Linked DNA regions of Homo sapiens: region 1 is linked to region 2. The links are chromatin contacts, found by Hi-C or POLR2A ChIA-PET in ENCODE. All regions are on one chromosome and are shown on one strand. Each heading gives the region's core, a stretch centred on a gene start or an enhancer-like site at or near the end of the contact. The rest is flanking DNA. Distances are from core to core; before and after follow the strand shown.

Region 1 (6,625 bases), core at 2,668-5,167, 210 kb before region 2:
CTCTCTTGTAGCATTTATCACATTGTGGTATGGTTGTTTACATGTCTGTCCATCACTAAATGGACAGAGACCATGACTTTTTTACTTCCGTAATTCCTGCCCCAGCACAATCCAATATGTTACGATAAGTGTTGAGTGAATGGGTGGATAGCAGAATGAATGATTTAATCTTCCAAGGCCTTTACATTGCCATCATTGTCTTCCAGAATCATCACCTGACCTGAGGTCTTAAGCTACAGAAATGGATATTGAGATGCCTAAGAAGTCCTATAGGACTTTGCTTCTGATTGTGTTTCCCAAATGTGTCTGTGGAGCCCCGTTATAAAAGTCTGCTTCAGATCTTAACAGACAATAGGAAATATAGTCTTAATAGCTCCTGGATTAATCCAGTATAGCCAGGAAGTATGCTTTGAAATTGTTAGAGTCCCTTTCTCAGTGATGAACTGAGTTGTTTTTTCTTTCTTTCTTTTTTTTTTTTTTTTGAGATGGAGTCTCTCTCTGTCCCCAGGCTGGAGTGCAGTGGCGTGATCTTGGCTCACTGCAACCTCTGCCTCCCGAGTTCAAGTGATTCTCCTGCCTCAGCCTCCTGAGTAGCTGGGACTACAGGTGCACACCACCACACCCAGCTAATTTTTGTATTTTTAGTAGAGACAGGGTTTTACCATGTTGGCCAGGCTGGTCTCAATCTCCCGACCTCGTAATCTGCCTGCCTCGGCCTCCCAAAGTGCTGGGATTACAGGCATGAGCCACCATGCCCAGCCAACTGAGTTTTTTTTTTTTAATCCCAACACTGTAGAATTTACTGACTTCCAATTCCCTCCAGAGTAACAGGAAGACGGCCGAAAGGCTTTAATTATCCAAAATGGGGCTTTGAGACAACTAAAGCCACTTTGAAGTAAATTATTGATAGCATTATGCATTGTTTTTCTTTCTTTTTTTAAGTAACAAGTCAAAGTAATTAGTGCTATTTTTATCTTTGCAGATTCACTGAATTATAAGGGATTTTAAGGCTGCCTTAAAAAAAACTCCTCACTGGCTGAGTGCTGTGTTGCTGTCATTTATGTAAGCTAGAGGCCCTGCTGAGGGAATGTGTGTGTGTTCTGGGGCTGTTTCACATGCCACTGGTGTAGGTGTTTGGACGCCTTACTGCTCTTGGCGGTAAGGTGTTTGCTCAGGCTCTTCGTGGCATTAAAGGTTCTCTTCTGTGTTTCTCACTGAGGACCTTCCCAAATGTATATTATTAATCTTATAAGCCAAAAGAGAACCAAGGACACTCTTATAACAGGCAGCTGCAAAGCCAAGCCATTTAGTGTCGTCAGTGTGGTTTGGTGGAGATCAGAGACTGGAGGCTTCAGTGTGGCTTTAAGTGGAACAGCTGCATCACCAGCTGGAGACTGACAGCCGCAGAGGGCGGGCACGGCACAGCTGAGATCCATCTACTCCCATGGGAGCCTGAAAGACCTGCCTCCAACTTAGAAAACTGCTTTGTGTTTACAGTTAGTTTAGGGGAGAAGAGGTAGAGAACCTGCCCTGGCCTGTCTCCATGAGCATCTTTGAGTCAGTACTGAGCAAACAGGTGTAAACAGGACCCCAACAGGCAGAGGTCTTGTGGCTTTCACAAAAGTTGTCCTGCTTCCCCTTAGATGGAAAATATTTAAAATGAGACACTGGGAAAGGAAGCTATAACTTTTATCTTTAGTTTACTGGAAAAATTTGACTATTTGTTGAAGGCATGAACCTAATTTTTAACTAGTAAGGTTTCTTTTGTTTGATTTAGTAAAAGTTCGGTATCAGTCTCCTTCCCTGTAAGAAAATGTGCCCACACATTCTCACCTTTCCTTGCCTAATTATAAACTAATTCATATTTTGAGACTCTGCTCAAGCACCCTGTCCTTCAGAATGTCCTTTCTAAGCCTGCAGGTTGGGCTAAGCACCCCTCCTCTGTGCTTCCATGATACCTTTTGTCTACTCTTTGTCTGCCTTAGCCTTTACCACATCATAATGAAATTATCTGTCTGTCGTGTGTGTCTTTTCCATTTATGAACTCCTTGATCTCTGGGATTTATTTTATTCACAACCTTCATTGCCTAGCGTAGTGCCTGCACATGATAGGTATTCATATGTTTGTCAAACAAACTGAATTATCAAGAGTCACTGGCAGTGCTGGCAAACCTTTAGCTTCAGATACTGTAGAACTTCCTTCTAGGGACAGAGATTCCTTGACTATATGAGAAAGCAGTCAATTTGCAGAGTAAGAGAGGAGAAAATATAGAAGTTCTGTTTCTAAAACAGTGCTTATAGCATAAACAAAGTTCTTTAATTACTTTAAAACTAAATTTCTCCTTTTGGTAGCGTCACCTTTCAGGAGGAAGAAAACTTACTGCTCTTTCTGGTATATTGAAGAGATGGCAGCTAATAACCTCTTTGTGAGCATAAAACAATTATACCAGCCTCCTGTGGAGACAATCTGCCAGAGCCAACCGCCTCACCCTCCGCATGGGCTTCATTTTCTTACTCTGGAATCTCATCGACTCTCCCCTAAAGACCTTCATCTTGTTGCACTATTATGATGAATGTTTGGAGCTGGCTCTCACCCCCTGCTTTACTAGCTATTACTGGAGGTGCCGTCAAAGAATCAGGCCCCAAATTTATCCTCCCATTAAGTCCTCTCCTGGGCAGCGCTGCTTGGTTCTGAGTAGCAGTCATCTAGTTTCCCCTCCTTTTCCCACCTCCCGCTGCCTTTGAATGTAAGGAAACTGCAGGCCCTGTTGCAGACAAAGAGCTGTGGTAGAAAGTAAGGTTGCAAATCACTTTCTACCACAGCTCTTTGTTTGCTCTTGTTCTAGACCTGAAGAGAAGTGCGCACGTATGAGTGCCTGTGCGTGCATCTGCTGTGAGACCTCCAACATCATTTTCTGTCACAAGCCCAGCCCAGAAGTGCCACAAGTGACATTTCTTCAGTTGGTTGGTTGTATCTGTCTCCCAGCAATGTCTTTAGGATTTCTTCTCCATAATAAGTTAGAGATGTATCGGTTTCTGGACACAGGGACCTTACCTACTTCTGTCTATTCATATCTGTTCCTCTGAGTAATAGACATATGGTCTTTGGCTTTTTAAACTAGTTATATGATTTTTTGAATTTGTCTCACAGCTACTCTTAACAGCCTTCCCCTTGTGAGAGTTTCTGTTGAATAAAAGCTTTCTGGGTCTCTGATGTAGTTGGTTGGCATTTGGTCAATTTGGGGCTTTCATTTTGACTCTCAAAATTATTTGCAGAAAGAAATAGGGCCAAAAGGTGCTTCAAGTGCCATTTGTAAATCTTAGGATAATTGATAAGTATTCATTTATTCTAGCAAGCAGTGGATTTTGTTAAATAATAGATACTGATTAGGTCTCAACAAATCTGACCCTGTTAGCTTTGGTGCTAACTCATTAATAAAGCTGATGTTGAGGCTGCCATTAACATTAGAAAAGCGATGTTCCCTAGTAATATTTCTTTCCTTGAGGAGAAACTATTTTGCAATGAAGTTTTAACTTCTTCCCTTTTCAGAGAGACTATCAACTTCACTTAGGCAGAACGGTTCAATACTTTGGGCAGCTTGTTTATTCTTTATTTACTTCTTGATTTACCAAACTATCCCATTTTCTTTACCTCACTGACATAACTGCTACCCAGCCCCCCTGCTTTCTCCCATCCTCTCTACCTCTCAAGCCTCCCTTCTGTAGCCAACCCTACCACCTGCCACAGTATCCACACCCAGGCTTCTTATAGGAAGCCATCTCTGTGAGGGTCTGTCTGAAAGCAACATAAGTCAGTGCTGGAGCAGGTGAAAGCAGCCTGCTTTTTCAGAGCTGACGAGAAGGGCGAAGCTCTCTGTCACAGTGGGTGGGTGAGCAGCTAGGGCCGAGTAACGCCACGTCTCAGTGGTTAGCACCTGCAGGCTCAGAGCTGACAGTGCACTGTAATAAGATTCATCTTTGTTCACTTAACTGATGTGGGCTTTATGGTAAATGTTCGTTTGCTTAATTACTTTGGCAGACTTGCTGATTGCCTTTCCTGAGGAGTTCTAAAAGGTCCCCCTGGGATGGAGTATAAGCCTGTTTCCGTGTCTTTTAATTTCATTCTTTTCCTGGAGTACTTGAAAACCAGTACGTGATCCATATGGCCCACCCTCTCATCTCTCCTGTATGTGAACATCAGGACCACTGCTATCTAGTATGGAATCCATATGGCCCACACTGGACCACTGGGAAATCTTGACAGGTTTCTTCCTCCTTTGTGCACATGAGATCCTCCTCCTCCACCACTGAGGTATTATGTATGGCTCATCTAGTCTAGTTTAGGATTCATATGCCTCTTTTTCTCTAACTGGCATGGGATCCACAGAATATTTCCCTCCTTCCTCAGTCTAGCATGTGATCCACTAAAATAATTTCCCTTTATTTTTAGAGACAGGGTCTTGCTCTGTTGCCCAGGCTGGAGTACAGTGGCATGATCACAGCTCACTGTAACCTCAAACTCCTGGGTTCAAGCAATTCTCATGCCTCATCCTCATGAATGGCTAGGGCTATAGGTGTGCACATTATGCTGGCTAATTTAAAAAAAATTTTTTGTAGATATGGGGGTCTCACTATGTTGCCCAAGCTGCTCTTGAACTCCTGGCCTCAAGCAGTTCTCCCACCTGGGCGTCCCAAAGTGTTGGGATTACAGGCATAAGCCACTGTGACCAGCCAATTCGCCTTTATTTTTGAAGTGACGGGAAAAGAAGACTAGTCAATTGCTCATTTTCTTGCTCTCCCATGCTTAAAATTTAAGTGTCTTATAATAAATTGATTAATTGGGCTAATGGGAATGAGGTGTAATTAAAATATTTCAGGTTTTTGTCTCATGCCAGTTTTTAAAAAGTTCTTAATTCATATTCAAGAGATTGGAATGTTCACCATTAATCAAAATTAGATCAGTTTTGGGGGTTTTGAGCTTATCTCCAGTGCTTCAGAATTCCTCTTAGGTATGTGTTAGGATTTTCTTATGTTCTGAAAAGGGACAGAACATCTAATACACATTTTCTTATAGGCCATTTTGTTCCTTTATATTCATTTGGCATTTCTGAGCGTGTAGAGGAGCCTTGCTTCTGGAAATAGGAAATCCAGGAAAAGGGAAATAGGAAAACCAATTCCAAAGATTATTAGAGGTTTTCATTCTGTAGCCCCAGGAACTCTGCCAGTAACTTCGGACCTGCCACTAGAGAACAGAGTAAGGTAGTCAGAAGCACAGAGTGATGGATCTGAGCAACGATAGGATAATCTTATAGGTGTTTTATGTTTAGGAAAGTTTTGGAGCCTCTTTTCATTTATTGAAAGATTTAATAAAAAGTAGACATAAGGGGAATGGATTAAGTGATGATGCCTTTTATGGAAATGTAGATGGTCCATTTGACTTTTGTGGTTCTTTCAACACTTGTGGTTCATTCTTCTCCATTTACATTGGATCATTGGGTAAAGTAAGCAACTAGATGCACTGGTCAGTAGTTTATCCTTCTTGCTGGTTGTCAAAATGCCTTTTATACTAACTAAGGTTCCATTTTTGTGTCTTTGGTCCTGAAAAGAATGGCCACAGGGACAGTAGTATAATTTATGGAGGGAAATAATTGTCCTGAAAGGGTTAAGACCTAAACCTTAGGGGGTAAGTTAGAAGGATAATCCTAACAGGTCAGTTGCTGATGTTTTGATTAGATAGTTTCAAAGTGAAAAGGTTAGAAGGTATTCTTACTTGAGGTTTTATTTTGTTTAATGTTAATCAGCAGAGTCTTTGAGGCTTGTAATGCACTTCTGTTAACAGGCATCAAGGGAAATTGCTTTTTTTGTTGTTGGTGATTTGGGTGGGCTGAAGATTCATTGACTCCATGAAGAAGGAAGCTTAGTACTGCATGAAATGGGAGTCTGTGAGGCAATTCTGAAGGTGAAAGAAATGTTAGTTTAAAATTAAATAACTCAACCTCAGATGAACCATTTTAACTACTGCCACATACACTCAGTCATACCTTTACCCCTTCTCAAAAGCCAGTATTTTACCTGTATGCCTGAAGGTTTCCCAGGTAAAAGCAATTACGAATATGATGGTTTTCTTGTCTTTAATCTCAGATACCTGAGAACATACTCTGTAGTATATTGCATAGTAGTATATCACTGGACTGGTCTAGGAAAAGGGAAGCTGCCTTGGGGGAAAAAAAATTCCTTAGGGCTAGTTAGATGGTATACAGGAAAACAGAGAGGAAAGTTTTGGAAGTGAAATTCAACCAAAGAAACTACTACTCAGAGAGGTTGGTCTCTTGCCCAAAGTCACACAGTTAATAAGTGGAGGAATCCAGATTTTTTCAAATCTCCTTTCTCTAAAGCCTTGCTGTTTTCTGTATGAACCATGTTGTTCGGGGAAGCAATGGTATTTTAACTGGGCCTTCAAGGAAAAAGATGACTTAGGCTTTTTAGTGGTGATAACATTCTATGTGAAGAGATCCAGGTAAACAAAAGCAAGACATCCAGGTGTAAATATTTAGTAAGCATTTGAAAATACAGGGCTACAGCTCTTAATGAGGTTGGAGCTTAAGATCCAAATTTTTTACTAAGC
Region 2 (6,886 bases), core at 3,377-5,876:
TGTGTGAATAGGTGATTCTGTCATCTGTTTATAAGAATGACCAGAATACAAAATTCTAGCCTTTTTACAATCCTAAACATATACTATGTGCTACCAATAACAGCAACAATCACCATCATGCATGTCACTTACATGTACACACTAACATAAAGAACTTTATATCTCTGCTTTAAAATCCTCTTTAAAAGTAAACTATTAGCCTGGGTAACATGGTGAGACCTTGTCAATGAAATAAAAAAATTAGCCAGGCACCTGTAGGCCCAGCTGCTCTGGGGCTGAAATGGGAGGATTGCTTGAGCCCAGGAGGTCAAGGCTGCAGTGAGCCAAGATCATGCTACTGCACTCCAGCCTAGGTGACAGAGTGAGACGCTGTCTAAAAAAAAAAAAAAGGTAAATTAATGTTAGTGTTTCTAAATACCCACAAAATTATGAAATTTATATTATGTCTTAAGTTTTTTTTTTTGTTTGTTCGTTTTTGAGATGGAATCTCGCTCTGTCACTCAGGCTGATGTGAAGTGGTGCAATCTCAGCTCACTGCAACCTCCGCCTCCTAGGTTTAAATGATTCTCTGGCCTCAGCCTCCTTAGTAGCTGGGACTACAGGTGTGCGGCACCACGCCTGGCTAATTTTGTACTTTTAGTAGAGACAGGGTTTCACCATGTTGGCCAGGCAGACAAGCCTGACCTCAGGTGATCTGCCTGCCTCGGTCTCCCAAAGTGCTGGGATTACAGGCATGAGCCACCACACCCAGCCAATATTGTGTCCACTGTTTTCAGTTTATTAATCTATAAATTAATTTTTTAAATAAAAAAGCTTTATGAAAACAAAGGTAGATTTCACCTCCCTGCCTTATTTCATGATGATTCCTGAATCTGAACTTCAAGGGAGTTGATGACTTTTACTTAAAGATGTTCTGGGCCGGGCGGGGTGGTTCATGCCTGTAATCCCAGCACTTTCAGAGGCCAAGGCGGGTGGATGGTCTGAGATTGGTAGTTCAAGACCAGCCTGGCCAGCATGGTGAAACCTCGTCTGTACTAAAAATACAAAAATTAGCTGGTCGTGGTGGCAGGTGCCTGTAATCCCAGCTACACAGGAAGCTGAGGCAGGAGAATCACTTGAACCCAGGAGGCGGAGGTTTCAGTGAGCCGAGATCTCGCCATTGCACTACAGCCTGGGCAACAGAGTGAGACTCTGCCTCAAAAAAAAAAAGATGGTCAAGTCCACCAAAGTCTTTCTACCTTCCTCTTTTCTGAGTATTAATATATTTATTTTCTTTGATAGAAAAATGCTATTCAGGTCCTTCATGAAGACATGCATTTACTTTTATTACAAACTCATCTTTTCAGCCACATCTTTTCAGTTGCTTTTTTATTTTTGACACTCTATCCCAAAAAAGAATTTTAAAAGTAAATTTTATGATACAATTTTTAAGTTTGGTTACATCCCAAATTGGATTTTTCTTTGTTGGCAGGGAAAGGGAGAGTTGATGAAATATTCTAGCTGCTTCTCTGAGCTAAGGCTAAAGGTTTTCTTCTTTGTTGTTTTCTTTATCACATGTTTGGTAATTTAGGGACACACATCACCACCAAATAACAGATTATATGCCAATTTTCCATTTTGGCTTTGCTTTTTTTCCTGCATAGTGAGTATGTTGACTTTTTTGGAAATCATTACATTACAAATTCTAGGCTAAGAGTTTACCTGATCTCTAGTTTGAATGTGAAAGAGGATGATTTGATGTTTTTTTTTTTTTTTTCTCTCACCCAGGCTGGAGTGCAGTAGCGCGATCTCGGTTCACTGCAAGCTCCGCCTCCCGAGTTCAAGCAATTCTCCTTCCTCAGCCTTCCCAGTAGCTGGCGCCTGTCGCCACGCCCGGCTAATTTTTTTGTATTTTTTAGTAGAGACGGGTTTTCACAGTGTTGTCCAGGCTGGTTTTGAACTCCTGAGCTCAGGCAATCTGCCCGCCTCGGCCTCCCAAAGTGCTAGGATTACAGGCGTGAGCCACCGCGCCCGGCCGCTTTAATGATGCGCCCGGCCGCTTTAATGATGACCGCTAAATGATGCTTTAATTTCTCCATTAATGAGGGCCGGGGGCAGTGGCTCACTCCTGTAATCCCAGCACTTTGGGAGGCTGAGGCGGGCGGATCACGAGGTCAGGAGATCGAGACCATCCTGGCTAACATGGTGAAACCCCGTCTCTACTAAAAATACAAAAAATTAGCTGGGCGTGGTGGCGGGTGCCTGTAGTCCCAGCTACTCGGGAGGCTGAGGCAGGAGAATGGCGTGAACCCGGAAGGCGGAGCTTGCAGTGAGCCGAGATCGCGCCACTGCACTCCAGCCTGGGCAACAGAGTGAGACTTCGTCTCAAAAAAAAAAAAAAAAGAAAAAGGCCGGGCAAGGTGGCTCATGCCTGTAATCCCAGCACTTTGGGAGGCCGAGACAGGCGGATCACGAGGTCAGGAGATCGAGGCCATCCTGGCTAACACTGTGAAACCCCGTCTCTACTAAAAATACAAAACAATTAGCCGGGCATAGTGGCGGGCGCCTGTAGTCCCAGCTACTCGGGAGGCTGAGGCAGGAGAATGGCGTGAACCCGGGTGGTGGAGCTTGCAGTGAGCCGAGATTGCGCCACTGCACTCCAGCCTGGGCGACAGAGCCAGACTCTGTCTCAAAAAAAAATTCTCCATTAATGAAAATAAAGTAAATTACACTTGCATGATTATGGATTTTAATCCTGATTTATGTTGGGTTAAAGAAGTTTTAGTGCCTCCACTAAAAATGAGATAGAATATAGATGAACTACTCAGCTTTACTATGTATCCTGAATGAGTTAAGTACTCAAACAGTAAGAAATTACAAACATCTCTAACACAAATCTAAACACAAAATGCAGGAACCATATTCCTGCTATATCATTTGTCTTCCTTCTTGATTCGCTCATAGTACACAAATGTAGCAAAATCAATAAATATTGAACTCATGACATCACCTAAATGTGAAGTATTCCTGCCTTAGTAGTCTTCTAACAGTATGGTACCTGTGAATAAGTAAATTTCTTTATAATGATCTCTAAAACATGGCTTAAATTCTTTGGCCGCATTGAAATCTATAAAATAGTGCTTTCAATAAACCACTGCCTTGAGTTTGGAAATCGTTTTCTACACAAAGTCTTTGTTGCATTTGGAGAGGGGGAGGGATGGCATTTTTTTGTAACAGGATTTGACCTGTAACTATTATTAAGAATTTTCTTAGAGGAGTTCAAAGCATTTTACAGGGATCATCTCATTTATCCCTCGAAAGTAAGGCAGAGGCATTATCTCCACTACAGATTGAGAACACTAAAAGGCCAAGATAGGTGGGGCTTTTTGTTGTTGTTTTGCTAAGATCAAAAAGTAATTCTAGGGCAAAGCCAGATTCCGGTCTGACCTTGTTACATGATGCTTCTTGCAGCACCATAATACAATGTAGTTGCTTCCCTAGGTTTCTCTTTGGCTATGCTAGGTGTTGAATAATTTTCAGGGTCAATTTTTATTCTTCCCTGCTCCCTGAAAATGAGTGTTAAGATGTAGATAAGTACAAAAGAAAACTCTCCAATCCTTCCTACCTGGATTTGGAGTACAGGATAAACAGACAGAAATTGGCATCTTCCTCCCCTCCTCCAAGTTTTACTGCCTAGCCCAATGCTAATAGAAAAATAACCCGAGCCACAAATGCAAGTCCCATGTATAATTTTAAATTTTCTAGTAGTTACATTAAAATATATTGTATTTAGCCCAATACAGCGTATCCAAAATATTAACACTTCAACACGTAATCAATATAAAATTATTAATGAGATATTTTGCATTCTTTTTTTTGTATGGCTTCAAAATCTGGTGTGCATTTCTCACTTATAGCTCATTTCAATTTGTATTAGCCACATTTCAAATGCTCAGCAGCCACATGTGACGAGGGAGGACACTGTTGGACAGCACAGGTCTAGACCTCAGTAGCTCTCCCTTCAGATTAATGCCATGTGAATCGAATGGGTGGTATGAAGAATGGATGCTGAGTCCTTGGAGAATCCACTTGCACTTGGGTGGTGACTGATAAGAAGCCCTAGCTGTGCCATTTCCTGATACATGACTGTTTTTGAAGTTATGGACTCAGGATCTAGAAGACTGCAAATCCCCAAATACGTCTAACACCCAAGCTCACGCCAGGACCGTGCTTCCGGGCCTGTGTGAGAACCTAAGCTATGGAACCTGTCAACTTCTAGGGCTGCAGATTCGTTGGGCCCTCACATGTGGCCCGTGGAAAGGAGGCATCACTCGAGGAAGAGGAGGGCTTCTAGAGGGGCAAGGCCACCCAACTAGGGGCTTCTTGAGGGCAGGTGCTCCAAATGGCCGCTTCCTGAGGGCAGCGGGTCCTCTTGTGGCCTCAGGCAGGGCCCTGAAACCGGCCTCACGTGTTTGCAGCGCGAACTCCTGTGCTTCCACCAAGCGCTCTCGGGGATGCGGGGGTGGTGTCAGCGCCCCGGCCCCAGCCCGCACCCCGAAGTGGCTCCAAGGCTGCAGGTGTGAGGGGCGTGCCCAGGGCTCGGCCCGCGCCGCCCCATGTGACCCGGTCCGACATGGTGTCGCCTCCTCCCGGGGCGGCGGCGGTGGCGGCTCGGGCTGGGCTCCGCGTCGGGCCGGCCCCGCGGCCGCTCATGGGCAGCCAGGGCCGCTCGGGGCCCCCCGGGAACGGCGGGCCCGGCGAGGGCGAGGGCGGAGAGGCGAGGAAGCTGCAGGAAGGGAGGGTGGCGAGGGGGAAGCGAAGGAAGGGGAAGGGGAAGGGAAAAGCGAGAGCGGGGCAAGGCGGAAGAGGAAGCGGGGCGGAAGGGAAGCCCGGGCCGCAGACGGCGAAGGAGGCAGCCGGGCCGGGGGCTGACGCGGGAGCGAGGGCATGCCCAAGGGAGGAAGCAGAGGGAGGCAGAAGCGTGGAGGAAGGGGCGAGAGGCATCGTCAAGGGAGTCGAGGGGAGCGCAGGGGCCGGGAAGGAGGCACAAGGAAGAGAGTATGGGAAGAAGGAGGAATGGAGGGTCAGGGCTAGGCGGCGGGAGGGCGCCAGGCCGGGAAGAGCACAGGGACGAGGGGGTCAGGCTTGGGCCGACATCGCGGGGACAGGGGTGGCCATGGCGGCGGCGGCCGGGGAGGAGGAGGAGGAGGAGGAGGCGGCTCGGGAGTCGGCTGCCCGCCCGGCCGCGGGGCCTGCGCTCTGGCGCCTGCCGGAGGAGCTGCTGCTGCTCATCTGCTCCTACCTGGACATGCGGGCCCTCGGCCGCCTGGCCCAGGTGTGCCGCTGGCTGCGGCGCTTCACCAGCTGCGATCTGCTCTGGCGCCGGATAGCCCGGGCCTCGCTCAACTCCGGCTTCACGCGGCTCGGCACCGACCTGTAAGCGTCCGCTCGCCCGCCCGCTCCCCGCCCCGAGCCGGCCCCGCGTCCCGGGAAAGGGCGGGGCGCCGCGGCCTGGTCGGCCCAGGGTCGTGTCGCACCCCGAGTTTCTAGGCCTACACCTGACCTCCGCCTACACCCTTTCCCGAGCACTCTCGGGGACCCCTTTGCCCCTCCTCCCCAAGGCCTCCATCTGAGGCAGCCTCCCGAGAGCATCCCTCAGTAGGCACCCTCCCGGGTGGGCCGCTCCTCACAATTAGCCATCTTAGGCACTCCCTACAGCTTTCGATTGTGTGTTTTTGCAGAGGTTTAGCTGCCCCGGTTCCTTCGCCCCAGAGGAGCCAGTCTGGTACGGTGCTTTGGACGATTCCTTGAGTCCAGGTCTAGGACTCAGGTTCCTTAAGTGGTCTATCATAAATTTTTGTGGACTTTCATCTTTCATCCTCCCTACCCTTTTCTAAAGGTTGTTAAGCTTCAGGGCTCGGACCTTAAGAGAAGCCCTCGGTCCCAGTGTTCAGCCATAGTTTATGACTTCATATAGGCAGAGCGACACGAAAAAGGGGGCCTGCTTGAGGCAGGAGGCTGGAGTCTGTCCAGGATGTGTACAAGACATGGTATTGCAATTTGGCCTGTTTTTGGTAGGGTCTGAGACCTGTGAATGAAAAACTTTTCTGAACCACTTAAACTGTTAAATAGGAAGGAAAAAACATGTAGGGAATTGGGGGAATAAGAGCTTTCAGATTGCCCCCTATTCCACCCATTTTTTAAAAAGTAGTTCTTTCTAGTACATTATGACAACATTAAATAACGTTTTTAAAAACATAAAAAGCCATAATACCATCACCTCTAGACAATTATTTTCATTTAAAAACCTTTTCAGTTGCACATATAATTGCTATCTTACTGATCCTAACAGAATAGGTACATAGTAAATGTTTGTGGGCTGTCGCATAATGAGATTAAAGAACATCCCTCTACTATTAAACTTACATGTAGTGTTCAGCTTTTTGTTATTATAGATAATAATGAAATAATGCATTTTTGAGTAACAGCTTTACTGAAATATAAGTCACATGTCATTACCATACATATTTTTTAAAAATCAGTTCCTTAGGATAAAGTCTCAAGGTGGCATTATAGCAAAGGTTATGGTTTGCAGAGGTGCTGTACCAAATTATAGTGGGACCAGCACAGAGTGAACAAATTTTATGTGAGAATTTAGAAAATCTTTGCCACTTTAGTGGTCATTTAAGGTACCAAAGTTGTGTTATTTTGCATCTCTTTTACCACTGGCTGGGATAAATATATTCCCATGTGTTTGTTTCACCTGGGAGACTGTCTCTTCCCACTCTTTGCCCATTTATTACTGGGGTCTTCTTGTTTTTCCTATAAATTTGGAATCTTTGTGGGTCTTAGATGTTAGAATCTAGTCTGTCATCTTTGATCCAGATATTTTTCCCAGTCAATTCAT

What was found. Hi-C counts contacts between places; a loop is a spot of excess contacts on that map. ChIA-PET counts read pairs that join two places held with the same protein, here RNA polymerase II (POLR2A). Pooled maps may share reads with other maps.
Region 1: a pooled map shows a loop between it and region 2 (2.3-fold over the local background). The contact joins the enhancer-like site here to the promoter of FBXW4 in region 2. A Hi-C loop is called at or near these places in 2 of 50 pooled maps. POLR2A ChIA-PET finds 5 or more read pairs at or near these places in 3 of 52 experiments (H1, activated CD4-positive, alpha-beta T cell and naive thymus-derived CD4-positive, alpha-beta T cell).

What each region holds. Positions count from the first base shown.
Region 1 is chr10:101,898,808-101,905,432 of GRCh38, reverse strand. All of the region lies in intron 23 of ARMH3 (armadillo like helical domain containing 3), which reads left to right. LOC124902492 (a long non-coding RNA gene) reads right to left here and starts at 787. Exons shown (of 2, transcript XR_007062269.1): 1 at 1-787. RefSeq lists enhancers at 2,304-2,967, 2,967-3,126. Within about 2 kb of position 3,917, at least 3 of the 41 ENCODE cell types and tissues checked have a DNase peak (open chromatin) inside an H3K27ac peak, as active enhancers do.
Region 2 is chr10:101,692,910-101,699,795 of GRCh38, reverse strand. It overlaps FBXW4 (F-box and WD repeat domain containing 4), which reads left to right and starts at 4,626. Exons shown (of 9, transcript NM_022039.4): 1 at 4,626-5,415. The coding sequence starts at 4,691. RefSeq lists silencers at 4,457-4,736, 4,767-4,816, 5,097-5,556 and an enhancer at 5,867-5,946.